Linked DNA regions of Homo sapiens: region 1 is linked to region 2. A link is a loop called in an ENCODE intact Hi-C map of the cell type or tissue named here. Cell type or tissue: chondrocyte. All regions are shown on one strand. Each heading gives the region's core, and the rest is flanking DNA. Links, peaks and the distances in the headings are about the cores only. Region 1 overlaps LOC124902934 (a long non-coding RNA gene). Region 2 has its middle 18 kb from the start of MIR9898.

Region 1 (16,038 bases), core at 4,576-12,575, 850 kb after region 2:
GCCCAGTGTGAAAGAAGAGACAGGACCAGGCAGGGTATAGAGAAAAGGCACTCCATGGAGGAGAGAGGCTGCCCCCAAACCTTAGGTATGCGGCAGGGCAGGGCTGAGATCCTGAGGGTGGGAAGTAGTGGGCCAAGGTAAGCCACAGGACCCAGGACCATAAGCCAGACTCTCAGTGGCCCTCCCCAGGTGCCCTTCCATCTCACAGCATCTGAAACTCCACCCCACCTAGGAGACACCCTTCCACTCCACCTCCATCCTGGCCCTCGGGGGCGGGGGTAAAAGGATGTCAAGGGGGTTCCCTAGGGCATTTGGGCAGAGAAGGGGCTCCCCTGCTCAGGCCCTGGCCCTGAATAAGGAGAGGGGCTGTGGAAGGGATTCCCTTCATGGTTTCCTTCCTCTTCTTGAGGATCAAGAACTACCTGGCCGGGGTCCCCCGACCTCTCCCCAGGCTTAAGAGCAATTTAAGGGCCGAAAAAATAGAGACACAAAGACGGGTCTTCCTGGGGCTGTCTCAGGGCTCAGGGGCTGTCCAGAGACACCGCCCAGATGGGGTTACACTCTCCAGATTGCATAAGGATGAGGAGACCCCACTTGGTGTTTTCGAAGCACTTCCACGTTTGCTCTACTTAGTTGCCATGGAAGGCGTCAGGGCCCCAAGAGAAAGTGGCCAAGGTCTCCAGACCGGAAATGGCAGAGCTGGAATTAATGCGAGATTTCCCCTAAATCCAGGCCAGGGCTCTTAAAAATCCTCTGCAATTTTATTTGTTAAATTACAAAATCAAACATGCTCGTGGTAAACAAATGTGAGCGTTTCAGGCCTGCGTGATTTACGAAGTGAGAGGCCCGTAATCGCACTCCCAGAGGAGCGAGGATTTGGTCATCCTCCGACGACGGCTTCCAGATTTTTCTCCGCGTCGCCAGAGATGGGATCTGGCCCGGCGGGTCCTCCCTGAGGGGCCCGCGACCGGAACGCCGGGCCGGAAGGAACAGGGCCGAGCCCCAGCTGCGCTCCCGGGGGCGGCCGGGCTGGGCGGGGTGGGGCCGGGGAAGCCGCTACGTCACTAGCCAGTCCGGAGGGAGCCGCAGCAGGTCCAGCCAGGATTCCATTACCTCACCCGGCGGCGCAGAGCTGCGGCTCGGTCAACACCCCTGCACACCATTGGCTACGGTGCCGCCCCTCCGACCAATAGCACGGGCGCATGCAAATGAACCATTGAGCCGAAGCTTCCTTCGGGTCTGCTGCAGGCGAATAGACGTCATTGGGAGGATGGGGGAAATGAGTTAAGAGGGGTCCCGAAATCTGTAGAGTGCTGGTTTGGGGGCTCGCCATCCCAAATCTGTTCCAGCCTGTCCTGAGGAAAATGGAGTGTAATTAAGGGTGAGCACCCTTAATTCTTGAGCTGTCTTTCCAGATACACCTCGCTGCTTGGAGATTCAGTGAACCTAAGAAAAGGTGCAAAAACTATTTAGGTCAACTTGGAGAGCAGGGGAAGGAAGAAATAAGAAATAAAGAGGTACCGAAAGCTGGAACATACTTCGGAGAAACACCTAGGCCAGCCCTCTCACTGGAAACACAGCACAGCACAGAACAAAACAGACACAGCTCCTGTCCCCGGGCTGACAGCCAAGTAGGAGAGATGAATGTTCAACAATCTTGCACATAAGCAGTAAGTGCCATGGTGTTAGCCAGCGTTCTCCAGAGAAACAGAACCAATAGGATGGATATACAGAGATATAGAAAAAGATTTATTATGAGGCATTAGCTCCCATGATTATGGACGCTGAGAAGTACCCAGGATCTGCCCTCCGCAAGCTGGAGTAGTTCCAGTCCGCGTCTGAAGGTGCAAGAATCAGAGCATGGATGTCTGAAGCAGGGAAAATATGGTGTCCCACCTCAAAGAAGAGCAAATTTGCCCTTCCTCTGCCTTTTTATTCTATTCAGGTCCTTAACAGATTAAATTATGCCTGCCCATAGCGGTGAGGGCGGTCTTCTTTACTCAGTCTACTGATTCAAATACTAATCTCTTCCAGAAACAGCCTCACAAATACACCTAGAAATAACATTTTACCAGCTATTTGAGCATCCCTTAGCCCAGTCAAGTTGACACTTAAAATTAACCATCACGGTGGCTCAAGCCTGTAATCCCAGCACTTTGGGAGGCCGAGGCGGGCGGATCACTTGAGGCCGGGAGTTCCAGACCTGCCTGACCAACATGGTGAAACCCCGTCTCTACTAAAAATACAAAATTAGCTGGGCGTGGTGGCGGGCACCTGTAATCCCAGCTACTCCGGAGGCTGAGGTAGGAGAATTGCTTGAACCCAGGAGACGGAAATTGCAGTGAGCCGAAGGTTGCAGTGAGCTGAGATTGCGTCACTGCGCTCCAGCCTGGGCAACAGAGCGAGACTCCGTCTCAAAAAAAAAAAAAAAAAAATTAACCATCACAACCATAAAGAGAAAATGAAATGGAGGATGTCAGTGAGATATTTAACAGGCAGCTGTAATTTTCGCAAGGGATGGATAAGAGAAAGCTTCTCCAAGGAAGTAGCTTTTTTATTTGTTTGTTTGTTTGTTTTGAGACGGAGTCTCACTCTGTCACCCAGGCTGGAGTGCAGTAGCATGATCTCGGCTCACTGCAACCTCTGCCTCCCAGGTTCAAGCCATTCTCCTACCTCAGCCTCATGAGTAGCTGGGATTACAGGCGCATGCCACCAAACCTGGCTAATTTTTGTATTTTTAGTAGAGATGGGGTTTCACCATGTGGGCCAGGCTGGTCTCACACTCCTGACCTCATGTGATCTGCCCGCCTCGGCCTCCCAAAGTGTTGAGATTACAGGCGTGAGCCACTGTGCCTGGCGGGAAGTAGCTTTTAAACTGAGGGAAGGCTGGGCACCACTGGAGGCTCATGCCTGTAATCTCAGCACTTTGGGAGGCCGAGATGGGAGGATCATTTGAGCTCAGGAGTTTGAGACCAGCCTGGGCAACGTAAGGGAGACTTTGTTTCTACTAAAAGTAATAATAATAATTAAAAAATAGCCTGCTTGGTGTTACGGGACTATGGTCCCAGCTACTTCAGGGCGGAGGTGAGAGAATCACTTGAGCCCAGGAGTCTGAGGCTGTAGCGAGCTGTGACAGCACCACTGCACTCCAGCCTGGGCGACAGAGTGAGACCCTATCTCAAAATAAATAAACTGAGGGGAGTTTGTCGGTGGAGAGTTAGGGGAAAGGGATAAGTTGCAGGGAGAGGAAACAGTAATGAAAGAGTGCCAGCTTGTTAGAGCAGCAGAGTAAGGCAAGTGGCTGGAGGCCAGTGACTAAGGGGGACAGAGCTGGGGATGCGCGAGAGGAGCACTCAGCCCAATCCACAGGCCCTTGTGCCAGACTCTGTGCCGATGACTTTTTTCCTTTGTCTCTTCTTTCAGCAGCCATCTAAGGTGGGCACTATTTTAGTATTGAGGAAACTGAGGCTCTAAAAGGTTAAGTAGGCCAGGTGTGGTGGCTCGCGCCTGTAATCCCAGCACTTTGGGAGGCCAAGGCAGGCGGATCACATGAGGTCAGGAGTTCGAGACCAGACTGGCCAACATAATGAAACCCCGTCTCTACTAAAAATACAAAAATTAGCCCAGCATGGTGGCCTATGCCTGTAATCCCAGCTACTCAGGAGGCTGAGGCAGGAGAACCACTTGAACCTGAGAGGTGGAGGTTGCAGTTAGCGAAGATTGCACCACTACACTCCAACCTGGGCAGCAGAGCAAGACTCCGTCTCAAAAAATAATACAAAATAAAAAATAAATAAAAGGTTAAGTAAACATGTCCAGTGTCACACAGCTGAGAAGTAGCAGAGCATGGATTTGCATCCAGACCAGTGTGGCCTCAAAGTCCTTACACTGAGCTGCTATGTTATTGCTTCCCAGAGAAGTTGAGCTACCCAGAGGTGAAGGGATTTGCCCTTCATTTCATGGCTTGCTGCAGAGCTGGGACCCCCGCCTCAGAGAGTTCTGTAGATACTGTGAAGGGAGACAGGGCCTAAGGAAGGGGAGAGGGACAGGGAGGGCGGAGAAAATGCCCCTGCAGCAGCATTCCCTGAAGACCTTGCCTGTGCCCACACCCTGCCCATGTCTTTGTGCCTTTGTGTGCAAGAGTCCTTCTTGCCCAAGCTGGAACTTAGGGTTTGCTGGGGTAGAAAGATGCAGAAGTTTATAAGTGTCCACTTCTAGGGGTGTGCTGCTGGCCAGCAGCCACCGCCCTGAGGGCTGTAGGAGGGCTGGCCACTGGGGCAGCCCAGATTAGCTGGATTTTGTGTGCTGTGCCTGTTGCTAAGTAACGCTGCTCCTGCTCTCACCAGGGGAGCCAGCTCTGGTTACCGGTGACAACCCTCAAGGGAGAGTGCCTGGAGAGACATGAGGCAGGCGGGAGGGAACTGAAGGAAGCCAAGCCCTTCCCCACACAGGTTTATATGGCAGAGGGGTAGGTATTCCTTAGCTCTCTGGTGTTCTGTCTTGTGTGTGTGTGGTTTTTGTTTTTTGAGACAGGGTCTCATTCTGTTGCCCAGGCTTGAATGCAGTGATGCAACCATAGCTCATTGCAGCCTCAGCCTCCCTGGCTCAAGTGATCCTCCCACTTTTGCCTCCCAAGTAGCTGGGACTACAGGTGTATGCCACCATGCCTGGCTAATTTTTGTATGTTTTGTAGAGACGGGGTTTCACTCTGTTGCCCAGGCTGGTCTCAAACTCCTGAGCTCAAGCAATCCACCCACCTCAGCCTCCCAAAATGTTGGATTACAGGTGTGGGCCACCACACCGGCCGTCTCTGGAGTACATTAGGGGCCTGTTTCCCCTGTGCCTTGGCCATGGGCTCAGAACTGCAGGACCCACAGGCACACAAGGAGGGTGCAAAGTCATGGGCAGGGTCTGGGCACAGGCAGGGTCTTCAGGGAATGCTGCTGCAGGCGTTTGGAGGGGAATTCTGCCCCCACATCTGAGCACCAAGGAGAGAGGTGGAGTGTGTGTGCATGTATGCGTCCCTCCTGTCATTGGACAGGCAATCTGTGGTCAGGCAGATGGGGCAACTCACTCACTTTCCACTGCTCTTTTAGAAAATGTCCCACACTTCTCCAGCTGGGGGCTTCCCACCTGTCAGAAGGTCCTGGAATCAGAGTAAACAGGTCCTAGCTCCCTGGGAGTGCCTATTATGCCTATTCCACTAAAGGATTTGGGGAATACTAGAGAGATAATTTCACTTAAAGCATTAATATTTTTAGGGAGAAGTTGAATTTTGGTCTTTTTGTTTTTGTTTTTGTTTTTGTTTTTTAAAATGGAGTCTCGCTTTGTCACCCAGGCTGGAGTGCAGTGGCACCATCTTGGCTCACTGCAACCTCCGCTTCCCGGGTTCAAGTAATTCTCTGCTTCAGCCTCCCAAGTAGCTGGGATTACAAGCGCCCACCACCACGCCCAGCTAATTTTTGTATTTTTAGTAGAGACGGGGTTTCACCATCTTGGCCAGGCTGGTCTTGAACTCCTGACCTCGTAATCCACCCACCTCGGCCTCCCAAAGTGCTGGGATTACAGGCATGAGCTACCGCGCCTGGCCTGGTCTTTTTGTCTTTTAAGCAGGTATCTTTTTTGTTTTTTTGTTTTGTTTGAGACGGAGTCTTGCTCTGTCACGAGGCTGGAGTGCAGTGGCTCAATCTCAGCTCACTGCAACCTCCGCCTCCTGGGTTCAAGCAAGTCTCCTGCCTCAGCCTCCCAAGTTGCTGGGACTACAGGCATGAGCCACCACGCCCAGCTAATTTTTGTATTTTTAGTAAAGACGGGGTTTCACTATGTTGGCCAGGATGGTCTCGATCACTTGACCTCATGATCTGCCTGCATCAGCCTCCCAAAGTGCTGGGATTACAGGCGTGAGCCACTGCTCCCGGCCCCTTAAGCAGGTATCTTAAAGGCACAGAATTGGCATGGCCATAATCATTCATACTTCTCTCTTCTTTTTTTTTTTTTTTTTTTTTTTTTTTGGAGACAGGGTCTCACTTTGTCACCCAGACTGGAGTGTAGTGGCACAATCTTGGCTCACTGCAGCCTCAACCTCCTGGGCTCAAGCGATCCTCCCATCTCAAACTCCCGAGTAGCTGGGACTAAAGGCACATGCCACCACGCCCGGCTAATTTTTGTATTTTTTGTAGAGACAGGATTTCATCATGTTGCCCAGGCTGGTCTCAAACTCCTGGACTCAAGCAATCCTCCCACCTCAGCCTCTAAAAGTGCTAGAATTACAGGTGTGAGCCACCGCACCTGACCAACATAATAATAATTCTTAACATATGATCACCATATGCTGGGAGAACGCCCTCCTACACTCCTGAGCCTAGCCACGTTACTCTCAGAAGTAAGGGTGTATGTGCCTAGTCCCTGGAGGGGTGTGTGGCTCTGCCCTCTGCAGTGGGCATCAGAGTGTGTGGGTGCCCCCCTGTGCCCAGGGCCACCAGTTCAGTAACAGAGTGGGCCGTGAAACAGGAGGCATGGGGATGTGGGTGGAGTGCAGCCCTGGAATGACACCTGCAGCCCCCACGTGCACCCCGAGTTTCTCAGGCTCCTCTTCCTCTTTCCTTGCGGGCCCTTAGCACAGGACTCAGAGCAGCAGAGCTCTCAGCCCTCCCAGTGCTGACTGTCTGCAGAGATCCAAGTGCTTGCTCTGGGCAAGGCCCTGGCTCCCAGCATCCAGAGGCTGCCAGTGGGCACAGCGTGGCTGGGAGCTGCCTTAGCTGCTCAGGCTTGGGAGAGGGACCATCCTGCGGGCACTCGAACCATAAATGTCCAGACACAGAATCACATCAGAGCCATCCTCAGCAGACCAGGCAGGGCTGCCTCCCAGGGAGAGCTGGGTAACCCGAGCTGCTGGCAGGCCCTCAGGTCACTTCAGGAGCACAGGGCGGTCAGCTGATGCTCCTGGGGACCATTCATCACGTCTCCCAGCCCAGCCGGTACAGCCTCAGCTATTTCCAGGCCTGGGTATGCAGCAGCTTATGTAACGGGCTGGAAGTCAGGGCTGGGCTAAGGGGCACTTGTGGTAGGGATGGGGCTGCTCCCACCTCCCACTGTAAGGCCCACCCCTCAGTCCCTAGTCTCCCTATGGAGATTTGTGGGGGGCCCACAGCTCTGGCTGGAATCCCTGTGGACAGCCACTGTGCCTATCAACACACCTCTCACTTCCTGGCCAGAAGATGCCTGGCCATCTGCGGTCCATGGAGTTGAGGCCACCAAGCAGCCTCTTCCTCAACCCCATCAGCCCTGCCCAGCCTCTGTGCTCTCACCTTCCCCTCCCCGCTCAGAGGAAGAGTGGGTATGTCTGCTGCTGCCCTCCGAGAGAACCTGTGCACATTCCTGAAGCCCCTCCTAGCTCCTGCAGGCCTAGTTTGGTGGGTGGTTAAGCTGGGCTCAAATACACATATTCCCAGTGTGGCTTTAGGCGGGCTTTGTACATCTGCTAAGCCTCAGTTGCTTGTTTGGGAAATGGAATGATAATAACAATATCTCCCTTTTGGTGTGGCTGTGACTGTGGGGCTTTAAGAGCACATTCCAGGAGGCAGATTGCCCAGCCCTGTCTATCTATGTGGCCTTGGGCCAGTCACTTAAGCTGTCCGGGCCTCAGTTTCCTTGTGTAGAACGGGACAGCGATATGACCTACCTCCCTGAGTTGTTGTGAGGATCCAGTGAGTTTTTATGCATAAAGCACTTAAAGAGTTCCTGGCATGAGGTCAGCACCATGTAAGTGTTGGCTATAATTAGACAATGTTTGGAGATCACTTTCCTCTGCCTTGGCTCCTAATAAGCTCTTGGTGAAAGGTAGTTGTTATTTTTAACTTCTTCGTTCTCCTTCACTGTCTTAATTCCCACCTTCATTTAGCCTTGCAATTTCCTTTAAATACCTTATCTTCTCCCCTCGTTTGTTGTCAATCTGCTGCACTACCAATAAAGGCGTGCATAAATTATATTTGTCCCATGTTTACATTCATAAAACATTTCCCATGCACTCCTGTCCCAACCTCACAGCAAACGCGTGAGCGAGCAGTGCAGCTCATGTCATTGCCCTCATTTTGAGAGCCCGGGACAGGGTGTGATCTGTCCAGAAGCATCAGCTGCTCAGGGGTGTGTCCAAGCCACCAGTGAGGGTATTCCGACCTTGGGCACCAGAGCACACCGGATGATGCACCCAGGGCGTGCCAGCTCGCTGCTGCCAGGGCAGATTAGCGCAGGGGGCCCTCCTGCTTCCGGTCCCAGCTGTGGGAGCGCCCACATTATGGGAGGAGAGGCCTGTGGGCTTTTTAAATACCTCCCATCCCAGCAGGATCCCCTGCGGCCCCCAAGTGCTGTACGGTGGTGCCCTCTGCTGGTAACAGGAGGTACTGCTACCTCTTATAAGGGAGGAAGGTGGATCCCTTCACATTTACGCAAAAAGCTAGCCAAGGCCGGCTATGTGCCAGGCCCTCTTCTAGGAACCACAGAGGAAAAGAACCTCGGAAAGCCCTGGCCTTTCATGGAGGTGTCTTCTATGGGAGGGATAAAGACAAAAACATTTATAAGAGAACGGCACATAACGAGAAGTGCAATGAAGAAAAACAGAGCCGGGTGAGCTGCTAGCGAATGATAGAGGGCGCTAGCGATACGGAACGGCCAGAGACGGCTTCTGCGAGGAGGCGACAATGTAGCAGGGAACTGAGCGAAGCTAGGAAAAGAAAGGCCCCTACCCGGGGAAAGGCCATGGAAACACAGGACCGGTGGGAAGGCGCTGAGATGGGGAAAGTCTGGGTACGCCGGAAGAACAGTGAGGCCCATGTGGTTGAGGGCAGTGCCGAAAGAGGCCTGGGGCGGTGGCTCACCCCTGTAATCCCAGCAGTTTGGGAGGCCGAGGCAGGTGGATCACCTGAGGTCAGGAGTTCGAGACCAGCCTGGCCAACATGGCGAAACCCCATCTCTACTAAAAATATGACAAATTAGCCGGGCGTGGTGGCGGCCGCCTGGAATCCCAGCTACTCGGGAGACTGAGGCAGGAGAATCACTTGAACCCGGGGGACGGAGGGTGCAGTGAGCCGGGGTTGTGCCATTGCACTCCAGCCTGGGCGACAGAGAGACTCTGTCAAAAAAAAAAAAAAAAAAGCAGCAGTGAGCAAGGTCCGAGAGGCGGAGGCCTCCAGCTCCTTCCTTACCACGTGGTGCATGAAGAAGGCAGAGCTCGTGCAGTCTCAGGAAGCAAAAGGAGAGCCCTAACCAGCATGCACTGGGCTGTGTGCGGGGCCTCACCGCTGCCTGTGAAGTGGGTATTCCTGGCATTACCACCATTTTGCAAAGGAGGAAACTGAGGCTGAGGAAGGTAGAGGTTGTGTGGTTTGCTCAAGGGTGGAAATATAAAGTCACAGAGCAAGAACCTAAATCCAGGTTTGTCTGACTCTAGTTTTTTGGTTGTTTCTTTTCTTTTTGGTTTTTTGTTTTCTTTTTCTTTCTTTCTTTTCTTCTTCTTCTTTCTTTCTTGTGACAGGATCTCACTCTGTCACCCAGGCTGGAGTGCAGTGGCCAGTGGCACAATCACGGCTCACTGCAGCCTGGAACTCCAGGATTCAAGCGAGCCTCCCATCTCAGCCTCTCCAGTAGCTGGGACTACAGACACTCAGATCATTTTTAAAAATTTTTTGTAGAGACGAGGTCTTGCTATGTTGCTCAGGTTGGTCTTGAACTTCTGCTCAAGAGATCCTCCGGCCTTGGCCTCCCAAAGTGTTGGTGAGCCACCCCTCTGGCCGAATCTGGGCTTTAAAACATAAGTTAAGCACTTGGAGAGAGAGAAAAAAAGGCAGCACAGAACAGCACGTAGAGAAGGGCCACAATTGTATTAAAATACGTATATGTATATTTTATATTCAGAAAAAAGGCTGAAAGCAATCCACTGCATGTGATAATCTCTGGAGGTGACTTATGTTTTCCTTCCACTGTGGGGCTGGGGCAGGGAGAAGGATGGTCGTCACCCCCGCAGAAGGCAAAAGACTGCCCTTAGCGTTGATAACAACCATACCTCACACTCACAGGCTCCTTCGCGGTTACAAAGGGTCCTTCTTCACTGCTGAGCGTTTGCTCCTCACCACAGCCATTTCACAGGAAAGGAAGCCAAGCCTCAGAGAGGCCGCGACTCTCCCTCAGATAGCCCGTGGCACGGCTGGGGCCAGGACCGACCTCTGCACGTTCCGAGTCCTGCAGGCGCATTTCCAGGAGAGAGGAGAGCTGGCAGAGAGGTCCAGGGGGGTCCAGGAGCCGGGCCGGGGGCGAGGTGACGAGTGTGGCCGTTCCCGAGTCTGCCGGCAGAGGGCGCCGCCGCCCCGCAAGTCGGCCAGGCCACGCCCCCTACCAGGACCCGCCCCTTTGCAGCGGGGAGCCACAGCACCCTGTGAGGAGCGGCTCGGCAGGCTGGGGTTCGAGGCCATGGGGATGAGAGGACGGTGGACGGGCTGGGCCGGGGCAGGAGGAGGAGCAGCAGGGGAGGGGCTGGGCCGGGGCAGAAGGAGGAGCCGCAGGGGAGGTCACCGGCGGGCCAGGGTCTGCGTGGGTGAGGGGTTGAGAGTGCAGAGGCGCCCGTGTCTGCGGCTGGGAGCGCGAGATGGAGGCGGGGTGGGGGCGGGCTAGTGCGAGGGGAAGGTCCCGGTGTGGCGGGCGGCGGTGCGCTACGGCGCCAGGACTTCCTGAGGCGGCGGGACTAGCTGCCTCGGGAGGCGGTTACTCACTCCGGCGCTGCCACCTGCTTCCTTCCCAGATCCCAGCAAAGCATAACCCCGAGGCCCCCTCTGCGCTCCCACCCCACTCGCGGCGGCGGCACGCCCAGGAGGGAGCTCGCCTCTGCAGCTCAACCCACAGCCTCGCGGCCCCGGGGTGGGCGAGGGTGGAGAGGGAGGGCGGTGCCCGGCGGACTCCACCCGAGCCGCACCGCCAGCCCCCAACCGCCGCAGTCTAGCCCAGGCCTTGAAGGCCAGCCTGCAGCCTCTTGAGCAGCGCGTGGGGCTCCAACCCCCAGCACCTCCACCTGTCCCATCTCTCCAAGCTGAGCCCCAACTCTGGTCTAGACGGGAACCCGTGAAAAGCAGACTCCGGCAGGGATCCCCTGCCGGCTGTGCGCCCCAGCCCCGCCTCCTCTCCATTCCGCTCGCCCCTGAGCACTGGCGATACCCAGCCAGACGACAGGGGCTGGACAGTGTGTTGAGCCCCACCCCCATCTCCTCCCTCGCCGCCACCCATACCTACCTCCAACCAAGGCGAGGACATAGATGTGTCAGCTAGGATCCCTGCCCTCTAACAGCTCCCAGTCTGTAGGGAGACGGCCACCATCCATACCAAAGCTTACACCAGGAAGCAGAAAGTGGTTCCGGGCCAGTGGGAGGCACAGGTCCTTAGCTCCCCAAGAAGACACAGCCTCAGGGGGCCGAGTTCGGCCAGTATTTAGAGTCCCAAGGATCTGTGTGGGAGGGAGCTCAGAGATCTCCAGAATTATCTTCAGTCAACATCCTTTCAATAAAGACTCACTAAGCACCTAGGGTGCTTTAAAAATACCAACGCCCCAGCCCACCCTAGAACTCCTGGATCAGAATCTCAAGGGGGCCAGGAGTGGTGGCTCACACCTGTAATCCCAGCACTTTGGAAGGCCGAGTTAGGAGAATTGCTTGAGCCCAGGAGTTTGAGACCAGCCTGGCCAACATGGCGAAACCTCTCTCTACAAAAAATACAAAAATTAGCCTGGGGTGGTGGCCTACGCCTGCAGTCCCAGCTACTCCAAACGTTGAGGATCGCTTAAACCCAGGAGATTGAGGCTGCGGTGAGCTGTGATTATACCACTGCATCCAGGTTGGACGACAGAGCAAGACCCTGTTTCCTGTTTCTTTTTTTTTCTTTCTTTCTTTCTTTTTCTTTTTCTTTTTCTTTTTTTGAGACAGAGTCTCGCTCTGTTGCCCAGGCTGGAGTGCAGTGTCCCAATCTCTGCTCGCTGCAACCTCCACCTCCCAGCTTCAAGCGATTCTCCTGTCTCAGCATCCCCAGTAGCTGGGTTTACAGGCATGTGCCACCACGCCCAGCTAATTTTTATATTTTTAGTAGAGACTGGGTTTCACTGTGTTGTCCAGTCTGGTCTTGAACTCCTGACCTCAAGTGATCTACCAACCTCCCAAAGTGCTGGGATTACAGGCGTGAGCCACCGCACCCAGCTGACCCTGTTTCAAAAACCAAAAAAAAAAAAAAAAACAGAAAAGAATTGCAAGGGGGAGGGGAAGGGTAAAAAGAATGGCAAGAGTAGGAGTATGGCCCTATCTGCTGTTAAATGTCCCCCACCCTACTGACTGCTGTAGCTGCCAGCCACTGGTCTTGCCTTATTTGCCCAGAGACCACACTCCTCAGAGAGAGTGGCTCCAGCCAAGCCCTCAATTAGAGTGAGATTTGGGGGGCTCCAGAAGAAGATGCTATGTATGCTGGGACCTGGGTGGGCTGTCACTCTGTGGGTTGCTGAGTGGACCAGATCAACTGTGAGTCACTAAAGGCTAAGTGACTCTGTAGGGGAGCAGCTGGGAAAGAGACCCAGAGGCAGTATTTGCATTTTTACTTTTTGCATAAATTTATATGTTCTCCCCACAAAGGCCAACTCCAAGATGGATCACTGAAGCTTAGGAGGTGTCCCTGAAAGCAAAAATTCATATGTCTTAGGCAACCTGGTGGCCTCCTGCTCCTGGGAGGTCCCCATATTGATTGCATGCAAGACACATCTCTAAAAATAAAAATAAATTATAAATAAATAATAAAAACACTCTTGCATCTTGCTGTTGAAAAGTATGTTTCCTCTCCACTATCAACCCCAGTCCATGAGCTTTCATACCACACAGGGTTCTGTGCAGAGAAGGTCTGTTGGTTGGAGTCATTTAGTCATTTAGTTAGATGTTCTGAACTCAACTGTTCATTCATTCATTCAGACGTACCTGCCTTCGATCAGTGCTGGCATGAGATGGGGTTCACTCCCTTGGGAGCCCACAATCTGGGTGGTGGAGTGAGGAGAGGCCCTGGGACCAGAAGCAGTGGGAGGGTGTCTGAGCACTTCAGATAAATGATTGTGGGGTTCAGGGGAGGCTCCACTTTGTACAAGCGTGCAGCAGGCTGAGGAAGGGCTGAAGAGGTGGGCTCTAAGGAGGGAGGGAGGCTGCTCCCAATGGTTGGCTGATGGGAGAGCCCTGCTCTGTGCCCCTCTCCACCTGGTATGGTCCCGGCTCCCCACCAGGGGTCAGCACACTGCTGCACTCTGGCTGTTTTACTCTCTTGAGGAACTCTCTTGGGTTTCCGTGGCCCCTCCAGAGCCCTCAGCTTCCTTTCTGTCTCACTTCTCTGAGCCCATCACTCCCCACTTACGGTCATTTCATCCACCTGTCGGTGCAGGACCAGGCAGCCTCCCAGCCAGCCAGCCTGACGTCTCTCCTGAGCTGGGGAATCCCACAGCCTCCCTCACTTCCCAGCCTCATGAGCTTGGGCTGGGCAGCAGAAGGGGCCTCCTGCTGTCCTTCCTCTTCTCCTGCTGCCATTCAGCGCAAGGTCTCTGGTTTGGTTTCCAGGGGAAATGGGAGGGTCCAGAGGTTCACTCCTTCTAATAAGTTTTCCCACATGTGTTAGCAGAGCTCTTCTCCAAGCCCACCTCCCCTGTTTTGTGGACCCCACCAAGTCTCCAGAGCCCCCCTATGCTCCCCTTAGATGGGAATGCTCTCCCTCCCTCCAGCACAGCACCTGCATGCATGGAACCGGGAACTCTCTGGGCTGGCCCCTCCTCCTACTGCTCCCTGGCAAACCTTGGACCTGCTCTTTCGGGTCCTACCTCTCATATACCTCATATACCCACCATGCCAATACCACTTTTTCCACAGGCGAGGCCCCTAGCCTGAGAAGTTCAGCTCATTACTCACCATCTCTTCCACCCTGTCCTCACACCCCTTCCTCCAGGAAGACTTCCTTCTCACCACCCTAAGCTATAGAGACAAACAGGCATGAGAGCATCCTGGCCTTGCCAGGCGCCAGCTATGCTGCCTTAACCTAATTCTCAGTCTCTTTATCTGTCAAATAGAGAGCTTTCAGATGTACTGTGAGGTCTCAGTAAGGTAATGGATGTGGAAGTGTTAGCCCAGCACATAGGGACACAGAAGTCACCTATCCTTTTCTTTTTTTTATTTTTTGAGACGGAGTCTCGCTCTGTTGCCCAGGCTGGAGTGCAGTGGTGCTATCTCGGCTCACTGCAATCTCCACCTCCCAGGTTCACGCAATTCTCCTGCCTCAGCCTCCCAAATAGCTGGGATTACAGGCATCCATCACCACGCCTGGCTAATTTTTGTATTTTTAGAAGAAACGGGGTTTCGCCATGTTGGCCAGGTTGTTCTTGAACTCTTGACCTCAGGTGATCCACCTGCCTCGGCCTTCCAAAGTGCTGGGATTACAGGCATGAACCACCACGCCTGGCCACCTATTCTTTTCTTGTGGTGCAGCTGCCACCCCCACTGCCCACCCCCGAGCCTGATGATGGGAACCTGCCCTTGCTAGGCGCACTGGCTGCTTCTGCAGGGCTCTGTGGGGACCTCAGACCAGAACCCTATCAGCAGGGCCATGTCCCTCCCCTGACCATGCATGAAGCCTGGAGTGGAGGCCTCTGTCCTTCCCTGGAATTGTTGGGAGCCCCTTCTGCCCTAGCATGGGGGAGGGGCTCCCACAGAGTTCCCTGAGGCTTTGAGAGGAGCAGAAGGCTGGTGGGAGGCAAAGGAGGGGTGGCAGGGCAGGGGAAATACCGACCACACAATATTCTGAGTCCCTGCTCCTTTTCCCATCCACCCCCACCCCCTCTGCCAAACACGATCCCTGGGTTAATTTTTAGCATCGCAGCTCGCACATTAGTCACTCCCTGTCACCCACCTACACGGCAGGAGGCTGCTGTGCTGGTGCCGTCATCCCATCAGCTGAGAGGTGGGATCTAGCCCCGCCCTGGGCACCCCTCACCCTCCCCTATGAACTCACGGCTGGCCAGGAGTCCCCATCAGCCTGGGTGAGGGGGCACCGACATCACTCCTGGGAATAGCTACATGGCAGGGGGTGGGGACAGACTGGTGGCCAAGGGACTTGGACTCTCTACTCGGAGGAGAAATCTAGGGAGGCCCCTGCAGCCTTCCACCCCCTGTAAGGTGCCAGGCTATGCCCAGGCAGTTGGTTTCCTGGCAGCCTTGTATCTGGGAACAAAGGTGTGAGGGGGCCCCTCCCCTAGACCTGAGCCCCTGGGAGCCAATATTTGTCATCGTCACAGAGCAGCTGTTAAAACAGGGAGCTTGGGGAATCTCCATTTTCTTAATCAAATGTCCTCCCTTCCTGGGACTAGGGAGGACAGGGTGGCCAGGTGCAGGTGCCCTGGCTGGGGCCGCCACCCAGCCCCAAAGGGATTTTCAGAGAAGGGCCTACAGATGCCAGCTACAGATGGAGCAGAAGAGGGGCTGTCTCACCCAGCCCCTGGGGCTCAGAGGTGGGGAGGTGATGGTTACCCCTAGGCAGGGTTGGCCCCAAGGAGGCATTCACTCATCAGCATGAGTTAATAGAGCCCCTCCTGTGTGCCAGGCTCTGTTAGACCCTGGAGGTGCAACTTCAAACAAGGCTGGGTTCCTGCCCTCACAAAGGCAAGACAGAAACAAAAGAAGTCAGTGTGATTCCCAATTGGGAGAAAGTGCTATGAAGTAAAAAAGAATAGACAGGCACGGTGGCTCATGCCTGTAATCCTAGCACTTTGGGAGGCCAAGGCGGGTGGATCACCTGAGGTCAGGAGTTCGAGACCAGACTGGCCAACATGGCAAAACCCTGTTTCTACTAAAAATACAAAACTTAGCTGGGCGTGGTGGGCGCCTGTAATCCCAGCTACTCAGGAGGCTGAGGCAGGGGAATTGCTTGAACCCAGGAGGCAGAGGTTGCACTCCAGCCTGGGTGACAAGAGTGAAACTCTGTCTCAAAAATCAAACA
Region 2 (16,038 bases), core at 4,769-12,768:
CACAGGATCCTTGTCCTCAAACTCTTTCTAGCTGATCTGGAAAAACAATACATATTCCAGAAAAGTCAATTTCATTTGTTCAGTCATTCAGCAAACATTGGGCATCTAGGGTGAACCAGTCCCTGTCTCAGGCACAGGATGGAGGAGGGACTAGGTGTTTGGAACATGGCAAGGTGAGGAAGAGTGTGCATGGTGGACTCTGGGGATTTAGTGAGGCATTGAACCCTGGTGGTCCCCTAATACCTGTTCTCCCCTTTTCCTCAGTAATTAGAACCCTATTTTTTATTTGGGCTACGGCTTTCTGGAATAAAGACATTTTCCTGCATTGTTTATGATTAAGCTGTGGCCATGTTTCAAAGGGATAGAAGTAGAAGTGGAGGGTACAGGGTCTAAGAAGTGTCCTTAGGCCAGGCGCAGTGGCTCATGCCTATAATCCCAGCACTTTGGGAGGCTGAGGTGGGCAGGTCACCTGAGGTCGGGAGTTCGAGACCAGTCTGACCAACATGGAGAAACCCCGTTTCTACTAAAAATACAAAATTAGCTGGGCGTGGTTGGTGGCGCATGCTTGTAATCCCAGCTACTCGGGAGGCTGAGGCAGGAGAATCACTTGAACCTGGGAGGCGGAAGTTGCGGTGAGCCGAGATTGTGCCATTGCACTTCAGCCTGGCAACAAGAGCGAAACTCCGTCACAAAAAAAAAAAAGTGTCCTTAAAGGGAGAGGAAGTGTGAACTGCTTCTTTCGCCCCTCCTTTCTGCCAGCAGGAATGCACGCATAATGGCCGAAGTTTAGCAGCCATGTTGGACCATGAGTGACCTGGTGAATGGAAGTCATCCTTGGCCGAGCAAGAAAGAGGTGGGATCTGGGTCCCCTCCATAAAGTAGTGCCATACTGGCCTTGGACAGACTATCTCTATAGGTCTGGGAATTGAGAGATAAATATCTGTCTGGATTGAGCCACTGCTTTTTTTTTTTTTTTCTTTGTTACTCCCAGCTGAAGCAAATCCTAAGACTGAGCACATCAGCTTGTCTCAGAGGTGTGGTTGCCAGAGGTGGCTGGGTGATGAGCAGAGAAAACACTGGCGGGGAAGCAAACTGGCTTCCACATTCTTGGCTTGCTCTGGGACACTTGGGAAATCCCTGCCTTCTCTGGGCCTTGGTCCCCTTTTCTTGAACAAAGAAGAGGGGCTGGACTTGGTGCTTTTCACAATACCTTTGAGCCAACCCACTTTATTCTCTGGACATTTTGGTGGGTCACAGAGGCCTGGGATGCAGGGCTGAGATATTTGTAGTTGATCTCAGCAGCAGTGGGTGACGTTGGAGATTGTTTTTCTTTCTTTTCTTTTCCCTTCCCTTCCCTTCTCTTTTTTTTATTTTTATTTTTACTTTATTTTATTTTATTATTTTTTTGAGATGGAGTCTCTCTCTGACACCCAGGCTGGAGTGTGGTGGCACAATCTCGGCTCACTGCAAGCTCCGCCTCCCGGGTTCATGCCATTCTCCTGCCTCGGCCTCCCGAGTAGCTGGGACCACAGGCACTCACCACTACGCCTAGCTAATTTTTTATATTTTTAGTAGAGATGGGGTTTTACCGCATTAGCTAGGATGGTCTCGATCTCCTGACCTCATGAGCCGCCCGCTTCGGCCTCCCAAAGTGCTGGGATTATAGGCGTGAGCCACCGAGCCCGGCCCTTTTCTTTTCTTGTTTCTTTTTCTTTTTCTTTTCTTTTCTCTTTTATTTTCTTTTGAGATGGAGTCTCATTCTGTTGCCCAGGCTAGAGTGCAGTGGCACGATCTGAGCTCACTGCAACCTCTGCCTCCCAGGTTCAAGCAATTCTTGTGCCTCAGCCTCACCAGTATCTAGGATTACATGTGCGCGCCACAACACCTGGCTAATTTTTGTATTTTTAGTAGAGATGGGGTTTCACCATGTTGGCCAGGCTGGTCTTGAACTCCTGACCTCAGGTACTCCACCCACCTCAGCCTCCCAAGGTGCTGGGATTATAGGTGTGAGCCACCTTGCCTGGACTGTTTTTCTTTTTTTGTTTTTCTTGAGGCATGGGGAATAAGGAAGGGAGTTGATGGAAGCAGTTTCAGGAAGATGGGCCCTGGCATCCTCTGCAAGGGACACATGATTAAAGTCAGCACAGTGGGATAAGCCCTGGGTGAGGGGGCAGAAGACCTAGGTGGGCACCCTGGCTCTGCCAGTCACACAGGATCTATGACCCTGAGGATGTTGCCTCCCTGCTCTGAACTTCAGTTTGCTGCCAGTGAAATGGGGACAATCAGATTGCAGTGTGTTCATGAGGATTAAAGGCAGTAATGTTTATTAAGGTGATGCACGTAAAGATGTTTTGCAAACTATAAATAAAGATGCATGCTCTTTCCCTTAGGATCCCCTTCGAGATGAACTATCTCTCTGACCCCTTCTGTGTCCCTCACCCACCCCAGGGCAGCACATTCACTTTCCATAACCTCTATTCAGGTTTTCTTTTTCTTTTTTTCATTTTGAAAGCAGGAACTGTTTATTAATTGACCAGATTAGAAAAATAATCAAGGTAGCCGGGCACAGTGGCTCATGCCTGTAATTCCAGCACTTTGGGAGGCCGAGGTGGGCGGATTACAAGGTCAGGAGTTTGAGACCAGCCTCGTCTCTACTAAAAATACAAAAAATTAGTTGGGTGTAGTGGCAGGTGTAGTGGCAGCTACTCAGGAGGCTGAGGCAGGAGAATCGCTTGAACCCAGGAGGCAGAGGTTGCAGTGAGCCGAGACCATGCCACTACACTCCAGCCTGGGCAGCAGAGTGAGACTCTATCTCAAAAAAAAAAAAAAAATTATGGTGGACCCTTAGTTCATCCTTCTAATAAGCCTATTGATGTAGTCTTCCCTGTTGCCAACATTCATTTTCTACAAAATGGGTGGTCTTTTTCTTCATTCCACCTCATGGAGAGGATAATTTGAAGGGCCACAGGAAGTTATTTGCTTTTTTGAAGAGTTTTCCAACAGTATAGATCTCATGAATCAGAACCTCCATGCAGATGATGCTGTATTTACCAAGAGGTCAAGCAATCAAAGTGTTCTCTGTCAAGGCAGCTCACTTCTTATTAATTTTGTCATAACCACACTTACAGATTAGTTCATTTACTGACTTCATATTTGGGTACCCCCATGCAATATATGGTTCTACAATCCTCAGCATGTTAGTGGAAGCCTTGTTGAGCTTCACAAAGCTTCCATTGAAGATTTGACAAAGGTGAAAAAGTTGCAATACCTTTTGGTCCTGTGGGCTCACACATTGATACCTCTGATTCTGATGACCGCCAACTTGGTTGGGTTCTGCAGGTACATAGAGGTTGCCAGCTTTGCTTGCCATCTGAGCCAGTTGAATCTCAGTTCTATCTATCTGCCTATATTCCTTGTGATAGTGCTTCACTTTTCCATAGATAAGCTTCCTCCTCGCCTTTCTTTCTTTCTTTTTTTTTTTTGAGACAGAGTTTTGCTCTTGTTTTCCAGGCTAGAGTGCAATGAATGGTGTGCTCTTGGCTTACTGCAACTTCTGCCTCCTGAGTTCAGGCAATTCTCATGCCTCAGCCTCCCGAGTAGCTGGGATCACAGGTGCCTGCTACCACGCCCGGCTAATTTTTGTATTTTTAGTAGAGATGAGGTTTCTCCATGTTGGCTAGGCTGGTCTTGAACTCCTGACCTCAGGTGATCGGCCCTCCCAAAGTGCTGGGATTACAGGTGTGAGTCACTGAGCTTGGCTCTCCTTGCCTTTTGAAGTATCGTTTGGGCAAACTTCTTTCTCAGGCAGGCAAAATAATATGGAAAAAAGCTCAGGTTTTTCCAGGACACCTCCATGGTTCCAGCCAGGAAAGAGCTCCATTCAGGTTTTCCTCCTCATGTCTGTATTGGGTTTCAGTTTCCAAAGCACTCAGGAAGGCTCTGCCTTGTTTGATCCACACATGTGCCCTGTGAGGCCGATTAAAACCCCATTTTATAGGCCCCGGAGGGGCAGACTCTCAGGGTTGCCTAGCTATTTGGTGGCCGCATGGATCAGAACAAAGGGCTCTAAACCTGAGCTTTTTCCAGATTATTTTTCCTGCCCAGATGCTTCTAACTTAGGAGAAACTTGCAGGCTTGGAGGAGAGGACCCGAGTGGGACCATGCTAGTTGGGCCTGCCTTGGGGTGGAGAGGGACAGTCACCACCTTTGCTCCTGCGGGTCTCTTTATCCAGGCTCCTGGCGCCCCCTGGAGGGCATTGTGGGGAGTGTCCAGCCAAACACCCCGCAGTGCCACCGTCTCCTGGCTTCCAGGTGGTCCCCTGACACTACATTTCCTTCCAGCTCCGTCTACTTTTGGGTATTTATTAAAACAGTAAGACTTGTGAAATTAAATAATTCAAACTTAAAGGTGTTGGAACTTAAATTATTTTGAGCCTTGAGTGGAGGATAACTATGTGGCCCGTGCCACACACATGCAGCTGTGACTTCCTCCTTTTCCTGTAAAAGATTAGAAATAACCAAATAGTGTCAGAGATAAGACTCCCTCAGATCATTACCCCTCCTCATGGAATGTTAACGCAATCTTCTCTGGAATGTAGCAAGCTGTAATCAATCAAATCGGTGTGACCTATGCACGGGCTTTGTATGGAAAATGTGGAACTCTGTTAGACTTCCCTGTTTCTGCCTATAGAAGTAAAACCCTGGGAACACTGACTCCATTCCTTTGAAGTCTGTCTTTTCTGGGAGGCCATCTGGGTGGCTAGCCTCTAACTTTTGTTTTTTTGTTTTAGAAACAGGGTCTCACTTTTTCATCCAGGCTGGAGTGCAGTGGCTCAGTCTCAGCTCACTGCAGCCTCTACCTCCTGGGCTCAGGCAATCCTCCCATCTCATCCCCCCAAGTAGCTGGCATTACAGGTGCATGCCACCACAACAAGTTAATTTTTTGTAGTTTTGGTAGAGACAGGGTTTCACCATGTTGCCCAGGTTGGTCTCGAACTCTTGAGCTCAAGTGATCCGCCCATCTCGGCCTCCAGAAGTGTGGGATTACAGGTATGAGCCACCATGCCCTGGCCTATCCTCAAACTTAATGCTCAGATAACATCAATACTTAGGCATATTTCTGACTCTCATTGTTAAAAGTTGACAGAATATAAGACCTTGGTTTTTTATTATTTATTTATTTATTTATTTATTTATTTATTTTTTGGCCAAGGGAATAAAAATCTTAAATGCCAATGGGGGCAGGCAGCTAAGGTAAAAGAACAAAGTAAGTCTATAAGAAAATGCAGACAGACATTATGCTGGGCATGGTGGCTCACGCCTGTAATCCCAGCACTTTGGGAGGCCAAGGCAGGAGGATCAAGAAGTCAGGAGTTCGAGACCAGCCTGGCCAAAATGGTGAAACCCCATCTCTACTAAAAATACAAAAAATTAGCCAGGTGTGGTGGCGTGCACCTGTAATCCCAGCTACTAGGGAGGCTGAGGCAGGAGAATCGCTTGAACCCAGGAGGTGGAGGTTGCAGGGAGCTGAGATCACACCACTGCACTCCAGCCTGGGTGACAGAGTGAGACTCCATCTCCCAAAAAAAAAAAAAAAAAAAAAGAAAATGTAGACAGACACATAATGCTGTTTGCTCATTGAAACTTTGGTATATTCCTTGTGTTCACAAAGAATTATGCTTTGCCTTACTTTTTTTTTTTTTTTTTGACGGACTGTCACTCTGTCACCCAGGCTAGAGTGCAGTGGTGTGATCTTGGCTCACTGCAACCTCCGCCTCCCAGGTTCAAGCAATTCTCCTGCCTTAGCCTCTGAAGTAGCTGGGACTACAGGCGCATGCCAACATACCCGGCTAATTTTTGTCATTTTAGTAGAGATGGGGTTTCACCATATTGGTCAGGCTGGTCTCGAACTCCTGACCTCAGGGGATCCACCCGCCTTGGCCTCCCAAAGTGCTGGGATTACAGGTGTGAGCCACCGCGCCCAGCCTGCCTTACTTTTTTTGAAGCATATGGGGCTCTTATTCTCTCACATAGATTGAAATGTAGACACAAGTGTGGTTTAATTTTCTGTTTCTCCTCTGGCTTTGCTCTTCCCCCCGGGTGAGAAATCCGAGGGGTCCAGGGAGTGCACATGCCCAGAAAGGGCCTGTGTCCTGAAGTCCTGTCCAAATGGCCTAAGCATTCTTCCAGGAGCTGCTTGGACTTCTTCCCCATGCCCCACTTCCTGCATACTATTAGTCCTGGGGCAGCTGGGGTGAGAATTAGGGGTGTCTAGATCTGCACTGTCCAGTAAGGTTGCCACTAGTCACATATGGCTACGTGACTTGAAATGCAGCTAATCCGAATTGAGATGTTTTGAGAATATAAATTGTACACTCAATCTTGAAGGCTTAATATAAGGGAAAAAGAATGTAAAATATCATATTATTAATTTTTTATATTAATTACATATTGAAATGATATTTGGAGTATATTGGGTTAAATAAAATATATTATTAAAATTAATTTCACCTACTTTTTAAAATGTGTTTACTAGAAAGTTCCATAAGTGGCTTCCATTTGTATTTAATTTACTTATATATTTCTTTTTTTTTTTTTTTTTTGAGATGGAGTCTTACCCTGTTGCCCAGGCTGGAGTGCAGTGGCACAATCTCGGCTCACTGCAACCTCCACCTTACGGGTTCAAGAGGTTCTCCTGCCTCAGTCTCCTGAGTAGCTAGGACTATAGGCACATGCCACCACGCCTGGCTAATTTTTTTTTTTTTGAGACAGAGTCTCGCCCCGCCTAGGCTGGAGCGCAATGACATGATCTCAGCTCACTGCAACCTCTGCCTCTTGGGTTCAAACGATTCTCCTGCCTCAGCCTCCGGAGTAGCTGGGATTAGAAGTGCCCACCACTACGCCCAGCTAATTTTTGTATTTTTAGTAGAGACGGGGTTTCACCATGTTGGCCAGGCTGGTCTCGAACTCCTGACCTCGTGATCCGCCTGCCTTGGCCTCCCAAAGTGCTGGGATCATAGGCGTGAGCCACCATGGCCAGCCAGCTAATTTTCTGTGTTTTTAGTAGAGACGGGGTTTCACCATGTTAGCCAGGATGGTTACTTACATATTTCTATTGGCCTAGTACAGATAGCACTTGGAAGAGCAGCTGGGGCATCCACAGACTTGTGTGCCAGGCCCCTGGCCTGCAGGAAGGAGCTGAGGTGAGAAGAGCTGGGAACTATGGCTCTCCTTTTGCACCTTTTCCTGGTTCCTCAAATGTTGGGATCAGATCTGAGGCAGCCTCTTTACTCACCCTCTGCCAATCATAGCCACCTGGGAATGTGGTTCCAGAGTGGCCAGAATTTTCAACTTTGCAAAATAAATTAGAAATTTGGATTTTTACATGAAATCTCTTTATTTTCATTTTATTTTATTTTATTTATTTATTTTTTTTAGAGACAGAGTCTTGCTGTGTTGCCAGGCTGGAGTGCAGTGGTTGCCATCATAGCTCACTGCAGCCTCGACCTTCTGGGCTCAAGTGATCCTCCTGCATATGCCTCTGATTTTTAAATGTTGGCAACTAATTCAAATGTTTAGAAAAAACGGCCAGGGACGGGGTGGCTCACGTTTGTAACCCCAATACTGTCTACTAGTTTTCCTCTTCAATTTCCCCTCCTTTGAATGGTTCTCTTTTACTCAGTACAGGAAGCACATACATGTACCGTTCTCCAGGCTCAAGATGGAATCTCACAAAATCCAAACAAGGTAGGAGCAGAGGGCTGGCACGGTGGCTCGTCTGTAATTCCAGCACTTTGGGAGGCTGAGGCAGGCAGATCACCTGAGGTCAGGAATTTGAGACCAGCCTGGCCAACGTGGTGAAACCCTGTCTCTACCAAAAATACAAAAAATTAGCTGGGTGTGGTGTTGCACACCTGTAATCCCAGCTACCCAGCTTGAACCCAGGAGACAGAGGTTGCAGTGAGCTGAGATCGTGCCACTGCACTCTAGCCTGGGTGACAGAGCAAGACTCTGTCTCAAAAACAAAAAACAAACAAACAAACAAAAAACAAAAGAAAAAATGGCTGGGGGTGCAGTGGCTCATGCCTGTAATCCCAGCACTTTGAGAGGCAGAGGCAGGCAGATTGCGTGAGCTCAGGCATTTGAGACCAGCCTGGGCAACATGGCTAGACCCCATCTCCACCAAAGGAAAAAAAAATTGCTGGGGCCGGGCGCAGTGGCTCATGCCTGTAATCCTAGCACTTCGGGAGGCCGAGGCGGGCAGATCACTTGAGGTCAGGAGTTTGAGATTAGCTCGGCTGACATGGTGAAACCCTGTCTTTACCAGAAACACAAAAAATTAGCTGGGTGTGGTGGCACACACCTGTAATCCCAGATACTCAGGAGGCTGAGGCAGGAGAATCGCTTGAAGCTGGGAGGCAGAGGTTGCAGTAAGCCGAGATCACGCCATGGCACTCCAGCCTGGGTGACAGAGTGAGACCCTGAGACACACACACACACACACACACACACACGCCCGGGGGTGGTGGTGCATGCCTGTGGTCCCAGCTACTTGGGATCACTTGACTGGGGGCGGGGGTTGGGGGGGTATGCCAAAGTTTGCATTGAGCAGAGATCGTGCCAGTGCACTCCATTCTGGGTGACAGAGCTAGACCTTGGCTCGAAACAGACAAACAAAAAGCCAAAAAACAAAACAAAAAAAACAAACCCAAAACACACAAAACAAAACAAAACAACCTGTCCTGAACAAAATCAAACAAGCCACAGGAAACACAGCAGAGAGACCGAGGCCAGAGAGGCAAGGCTCGCCTTGATTCCTGCAGCATAAGAACCTGAGCCAGCACAGAGGGGATTGAGGTGCAGCTGATTAAAGGGGCAAAATCTCCAACACCAGCTTCTGCCTTCATTTCTAGACTTTGAGAATCCAGTATTGGCACTGGGGGACAGTGCTGTGCTGGGGACCCAAGGGACACAGAGAAGCGTGGGCAGCCGTAGATTATCCTCTTTCCCTGCAGCCTGCTGTCAGCCTGCTTGAACTTCTGAAGAATGGGCACCAAGACGGCTAGGATTGACCGAAGCGGGATGGATTTGTGCAAACCGGAGAGACATCAGACATCCACTAGGAGGCAGCAGAGGAGCAGGGAAAGAAACTGCTCTCCCGGCTTCTGGAAGCCGAGCCTGCACACCCTCCCACCCCCTCACTACATCCTCCCTATCCCAGGAGGCTGACTTGGGAGGTTGTTGGGTTGCAGGCCACCACTAACCGACAGGGGGGCTTTGTGCAAATCAGAGGAAGCTCCCATCCTCATGGGAAATGTAGGCTAGGGCATGACTTGGTGAGCGGAGCTTGGGGTGGATCAGTCCACGTCCTCCTATGCCCTGTGCCCTTGGCAACGCAGGGGCCATGGTGGGGGGTGGGTGGGGGGAGCTGAGGGCGGAGGGCACTGAGGAGCAGGGTGAGACAGGCGTGCTGCTGCTGGTGTGCCCTCCACTGCACTGTGTACTGGAGGTTTGAGTGCCGGCGCGAGGCAGCAGGGGCTCCCCGCAGAGGGCGCCACATTGCCCCGCGCTAGCTCTGCGCCGGCTCCGGCCTTTCCAGCAGGTGGCGGGTTCCACTCTCTGTCCTGGAGACTGCTGAGGCCCTCGCGGGAGGTCCACGCCTGCACGGGCCTGGGGGCAGAAGCGCGTGGGCAGGACCCAGGAGGACAGGCAAGCCGGCAGCAGACAGGCCCCAGGAGAAAGCAGCCGCCTGTGAGCCAGCGGCTCCGAGGTGCAGCACGCTGTCGTTTTGGAGGCTCAGAGAGGGGAGTTGGGCAGCATCGGGCAGAGCCAGGGTGAGAACTTCCGTGTCCTCACTCTCAGTTCAGTGCGCCTTCCTCCACAGCACTCCTTCCAGTTGATCCCAATCATGTCCCAGCCTGGCCCAAACCCTTCCTTGGAGACACACAAGCCCCTGAGCTTGGCACTCCAGGCCCGCCTGACCCCGCTGAAGTCACCTCTGCCGTGGCCTTCCACTCAGGCAGCTGAATCCCCTGGGGGTTCCCTGAGGAAGTCGCACCCCCTCACACCCTTAGCCCCTGTGCCTGCTGTCCCCCTGTCTGCAATGCACCTCCTATGGCTGACCCATCCACTTGTGAGCCTTTCATCTTCCCAATTTAGTTAGGATTTCCTCCTCTGGAAGCCGTCCCTGCCCCTCCGAGGCTGGGCTCCCCCTACCCTGTGCTACCCCACAGGGCCCTTCTCACCACACCACAGCCTCCCCAGCAGACGGTGAGCTTGGCCAGGGCCCAGTCTGACTGGAATGCTTCTGTATCCCCGTGCCTGGCACAGAGCAGATGGTTGTAAATATCTGCTGTTAAATGAAAGAAAGGCCTTACTACATTCCCTCCCCACCCTCTGCAGCGGCAGCCTTGCCATCATGGAGGGAAGACACGCAGGCAGGGGGCTGTGGGTGTGTGCATGCGTGTGCGCGTGTGTGTACTGTCAGGTGCACATATGGAGGGCCTCAGGCACCAGAGACAAGGAATAATTCCTATGGGAGATTGTATGTGCATAGGCGCAGACAGGTACAGACAGGCACAGACAGACATGTGCACACCAACCCAGAAAGATGTGGAGCTTCATACACACGGGGAGATTTATTTAAAACAAAAACAATTTTCATGGAAGTGTAACATACATAGAGAGAAGTACTCAAGTCATAAGTCTACAGTGTGATGAAGTTTCACAAACTGAACAGATCATGCTACCAGCACTCATGTCAGGAAGCAGAGCAGAGTCAGCCCCCAGAAGTCCCAGTGAGAGCTGCATTTTTTTTTTTTTCCAGACAGGGTCTCGTTCTGTTGTCCAGGCTGGAGTGCAGTGGTGTGACCAAGGCTCACTGCAGCTGCAGCTTCAACTTCCCAAGCTCAAGTGATCCTCCCACTTCAGCCTCCTGAGTAGCTGGGACCACAGATGTGTGCCACCCTGCCTGGCTAATTTTTATTTATTTTTTGTACAGACAAGTTCTGACCACGTCGCCCAGGCTAGTGGGAGCATTTTGAACACCTGCTGCCTGACTCCTAAGCTGAAAGGCGGAGGGGGAAGGGCACAGGGAGGAGAGTCTGGCGCCCTCCAAGGGCCTGGCCTGCCCTGAGTTGCTCTAGGGGTGTTACTGCTTTTTAACCTCAGGCCCTATCTCTGATGACTTTCCTGCCACCGTCATTGCCCCTACTACTCCAGCACCTGGGTCTGCCGGGCCCTTGAACAGCTCCCTCCTGGGTCTGCCCGGCCCTTGCACAGCTCCCTCCTGGGCCAGCAGGCTCAAGGGTTTATGTGTCCTCTTCCCAGGTCCACCTCAGGTGCCATAGGGCTTCTACGGTTTTGAGCTCTTACCAGCCATTGGCTTATTTCTGCTTTCTTCCCCATGCCTGAGGGGCTGGTCTGTGAGAGGGCATGGCTTTGGCAGTGACATTTTGCAGCTCCTTGCCCCAGCCAGGCTTATCATGGCTCTTGGGTAGGGGCAGCAGGGATAAAACGAAGGCTACTCCGATGTCCTGGAACTGCAAAGCCAATGGGTGGGCAGTGTGCAAAGACCTGTCCCCCAGAGCCAGCTATCCCAGTGCAGAGCTGGCATGACTGTGTTTGGGACAATGACAAGAGCCTCCTGACACTGTGCAAGTCTGTGTGTTGAGACATGCATAGAGACGCTGTGTCCAGCTGTGCATATTTTATGGGGACTATGCATGAAACTATGTGTGAGATGGGGGTTTGGGACACCGTGTGGTGTGCTGGGAGTATATATGATTGAGTTGCACGTGCAGGGCTGTGTGCTGTGGGCCTGTGACAGGGAGTGCTGGTTAGGTATCTGTTCCAGTGGTGGTGTGTGTGCTTGAAAGCCTGTGTGTGTGTGTGTGTGTGTCTGTGTGTGTGTGTAGATGTGTTTGTTGGTTAGGGGCAGTGTGGACAGAATACCTTGTTTACAGTGGAACTGTAGTTCTAGATGTGTTTGCTGACTGCAACCAGGAAGTTACCTGTGGGGACCCAATGTTGGTGAGGAGGGGTCCACCTAAAAAGGAGAAGGGCTGGGTGCGATGGCTCATGCCTATGATCCCAATACTTTGAGAGATGGGAGAATTGCTTGAGGCCAGGAGTTTGAGATCAGCCTGGGCAACACAGTGAGACCCTGTCTCTGTGAAAAATTAAAAATTAAAAAATTAGTCGGGCATGATGGCATGTGCCTATAGTCCTAGCTTACTTGAGAGGCTAAGGCAGGAGGATTGCTGCAGCTCAGGAGTTCAGGGCTGCAGGCAGCTATCGCACAACTGCACTTCAGCCTGGTCAACAGAGTGAGACCCTGTCTCAGAATAGGTAAATAATAAATAAAATAAAAATGAAAAAGAAGGCACAGGGTTGGAGGTGAGAGGCTCTGAGCCAGGCTGCCCCTTCCTCGTGGGGTCTTAACTGCCTGGTCCCTTTCCTCACCTCCAGCTGTGGGGATCAAGCACCCTGCCTACCCACTCACCTGCAGAAATGGGCTAGGTGCGGCCTAGGCTGAGGCCCAGATGCTGAGATGGCAGGCCTAAGGAGGAGGGGGTGGGGCAGCGACGTGCCCGAGCAGTGGGCAGCTTGCCCTGTGCTGAGCTGGGTTGGCAGCTGGTGCTGGGAGCAGGCGGGGCCCCACTCAAGCAGGCTGGGGCAGGTTGGGCAGGGCCTGTCTCAGGCATGGAGGAGATGGAGCTGATGGAGCAAGCCCAGGCCTTGTTTGTGCCAAGATGGAAGGTTGAGGGGCAGTGGTGCGTGCTGTGGGAGGAAGGTGTGTCATGCTCATGGTCTGTGCACACATATCCCCATCGTGAGTGCATTTAACTCATGTGTGCATTTGATTTGCGTGTGCATTTGATTTGTGTGTGCATTTGTATTCCTCCTTCCTACGTTGTGTACATGGATCCATGGGTCTGTGTGAGTGCATGGGTGGTTGTGTGTTTGTGTGACTGGCACTGGATGTGCTTGTGTGAGAGTCTTGCATGGATATATGTTTGTGGGATGGTTGTGCGCCCGAGTGACTGTTGTGTGTACATGCTTGTTGGAAAGGCCTATGTGGCTTTTGCATATTATGTTTGGGGAACACATCTGTTGTGAGTTTGTGTTCACATAGGTGTTTTCTCAAAGGCATGTGTGTGTGCATGCCTGTTCCTCTGTGTGTACATCAGTAGTCCGGGTCTTAGGCCCAGAGGGCAGAGGGGCACTGGTGGGCTGTCCATTGTGAGTGCCTGTGGGGAGCAGAGGAAGAGGTCTAGGTTTTCTGGGTCGGGGCTTGAGTGGGTTTGGTCAGGCCCCTGAGCTGGTTTGTTCCTACAACAGCTTCAAACGTTCTTCTCACTCCCTCATCATCCTCTTTTTGGTGGTTCTGACTGTGTGTGTGTGTGTGTGTGTGTGTGTGTGTGTGTGTGTGTGAGTAATGACCTGCACACCATTGTGAATCTGTGTGTAATGACTCCACTGATTCCTTCATGTCTGTTGGTAACAGCTCTATATATCAGGTGTGCACCACATGAAACATGCACGTGTGTGTGTCTGGGCATCTTTGCAATGACCCCCACAGCTGGATCTGTGCACTGTGTCCAGCAGCCATTGTGCATGTGTATGTGAGTGTGTGTGTGTGTCCTACAAAGTGTGCGTGGGTCGAGCTGCAGGGTCCTCTTCCCCAGCCCCGGGATCTGGCATATCCTGTTGCCTACTCCAAACCCCACATGTACTGACTCTTGGCTTCTTTCTCCTTCCCACCCCAGTCCCTCTCACAGTCCTGGGGGATCCTCTCTTGGTATGGGAAAGCCTGGATGAAGTTGAAGGCTGGTCTCCCTGTGGAGGTGGTGGAGTTTCCCCCAGGTTTGCTGTGGGGCCAGGTGGAGGCCACTCCTGGCTAAGGCGCTCAGGGAACAGCCACAGCCGTGGAAAGAGCATACACTTTAGAGCCAGAGAGTCCTGGGTTCAAATCCAGATTTGCTCATATACTGTGCCAGTGTGACCTTGAGCCACCACGTAGGCCTCAGTTTCTCCCCGGTAAAATGGGGATTATGTTTGTTTTTGGAGTTGCTGTGAGAAGCATCGATAAGGTGAACACGAAGCTCCTAGCATGGCACACATGGCCCACAGTAGTCTCTGGACAATTGTGGGTCCTTTTCCCTTTTTGAGGGATCACTTGGTTTAAGATCACTTTTGAGATCTTGCTTTAAAATCACTTTGAGATATTTCAGGCACTGCTGTAGGGATTGAGCCTGGCCTGCAGGGTAGCATCTGGCCCCAGACCTTCAGGGGCCCTGGCACTGTGGAGGGGGCAGAGCCAGAGCTGGAGAATTACTCAGAGCTAACCCCTGAGGGGCCTGTCCTGGCCGCTGTGAGACAGAGGCACAGAGCTGCTAAGCTCTTCCCCACTTCTGGGGAAGTGGGGTGTAGGGGGGCACAGAGATGATCTGGAGTGGTGGAGGTCAGTGATGCTCCAAAGAGACCAACAGGCAGATTCCAAAAGACCACAGTCCATCGGCCACACTCATAAAGATCTTAAGACACAGAGACACCCCCAGAAAGACAGGCACACAACCTCCCGTTGTGGGGACAGAAGGCCCCACCGCCCATGGACAGACACACAGTCTCCCAGAAGAACAGATACCAGATTCTCCTCCCTAGAGCGGGACAAATTCTCCCACAGGGACAGAAACGCATTCTCCCCACAACACTCTCCTCTGCCCCGGGGGAGGACGCGAAGGGGGCGGAAGGCAGGCCAGGCTCCCCCTGCTGAGTCAGGCTCTCCCGGCTTAGCGGGCGGGTCTGGGGTGGGAAGAGGCCGGGCGCCCGTCCAGCTCCAGAGGTGGGGTGCTGGATGAGTCACCGCGGAGCGGGCGCGGCCGGCGCCGCCCTGGGGCCCCCGGCCGCCGTGGGAGCGCTCGGGCCCAGCCAATCGGCGGCCGCCACCCGGCTCTAGCGCTCTGCCCCGCCCCGCCGCGCCCCGCGGGCTTCCAGGTTCCCAGGGCCTCTAGCCGCCCCGAGAGACCCCTGACGCGGCACCCAGCCAGACTCCATGGTCTCTACTTCTGGAGAGAGGCTGTCGGTGACGGAGCACAGGGCTCTCAGGGGAACCGAGCGGAGACGTCTCAGCTCCTCTTCGAGGGGCCACTCCCCGCCACTCCCACCTGTGGATTAGGGGCACGGGTGGCTCTGCGGGGGGTGGGAGGCAGCCTCGCTCTTCTTCCTTCTTACCCCCCTCTGAGCTCTTCCCGGAATGTCTCTGCGGGGCACTCAGCTCCTCCTTGAAGGAGACAGGCTGCCTTGTTTGCCAGGCTCAGGGGCACAGGGGCATTTCCTGCTACGGTCTTGACGGCAGAAGTTCTCTGTCCACAGTCAGCAACACCACACGCTGTCATCTGCTTCAGAAATTGTTCTAGGGACAATACAGTCAGAAAATATGCTCAGAGGGCCACTGTCCCTAAGACCTTGGTGATGCCAGCTGCTGGCAGGTGCACCTGACTTGCACCTGGGCCACAAAACACACACACACACCCCACACACATGCACAGGTTTAGACGGTGCAGACACACACACAGACAGATGTTACACGATTCTCATATATAGCTCTTTATTTTCGGGCACACAGAGAGACACATTCAGCAGTAGAGGGAAGTCTCCTGGTTCTGCCTCTTACTGGTGATCTGACTTTGGGTCAATTATCGGATCTCTCCAACCTTATGGCCCTATCTGTAAAATGGGGATAGCTAGAATATCTTCCTTAAAGGATTGTCCGAGGATTAAAGGAAACAACACCTGGAGAGTACATTGAAATAATAAATGGTAGCTATGATGATCTCCCCCACAGATATATCCACACACAGAGGCATGGACACATGCAGATTTACACACACACAAAACCTCAGACATCAATACATGTATAGGAGCAGGCACATATCAACACAGGTGTATTTGCACAAAGATACAAAGACACAAACAGAACCCCCTGCCCCCACCACCAAGGAAAACAACCCCCGCAACAACCATAAAAGCAAGTTT

Evidence for each region. Hi-C counts contacts between places; a loop is a spot of excess contacts. Peaks named below come from ENCODE experiments on the same cell type or tissue, not always from the same donor. Only the 100,000 strongest peaks of a DNase experiment are listed, where the experiment ranks them.
Region 1: it touches region 2 in a loop (9-fold over the local background); 2 of 110 quality-filtered maps call a loop at or near these places.

What each region holds. Positions count from the first base shown.
Region 1 is chr12:52,018,176-52,034,213 of GRCh38, reverse strand. LOC124902934 (a long non-coding RNA gene) reads right to left here. Exons shown (of 2, transcript XR_007063311.1): 2 at 741-1,446. It also overlaps a transcript of NR4A1 not described here. Among named protein-coding and RNA genes, the nearest start is that of TAMALIN-AS1, 19 kb to the right of the region's middle. RefSeq lists silencers at 888-1,217, 10,234-10,693 and enhancers at 7,652-8,589, 9,135-9,429, 8,590-9,527. In chondrocyte, for the core only: CTCF peaks have their summits at 8,471, 10,092 and 10,318 (motif pointing right); a DNase peak (open chromatin) is centred at 10,473.
Region 2 is chr12:52,873,195-52,889,232 of GRCh38, reverse strand. It overlaps the pseudogene RPL7P41. Among named protein-coding and RNA genes, the nearest start is that of MIR9898, 18 kb to the left of the region's middle. RefSeq lists silencers at 4,134-4,428, 14,780-15,009. In chondrocyte, for the core only: CTCF peaks have their summits at 9,286 and 9,507 (motif pointing right); a DNase peak (open chromatin) is centred at 9,591.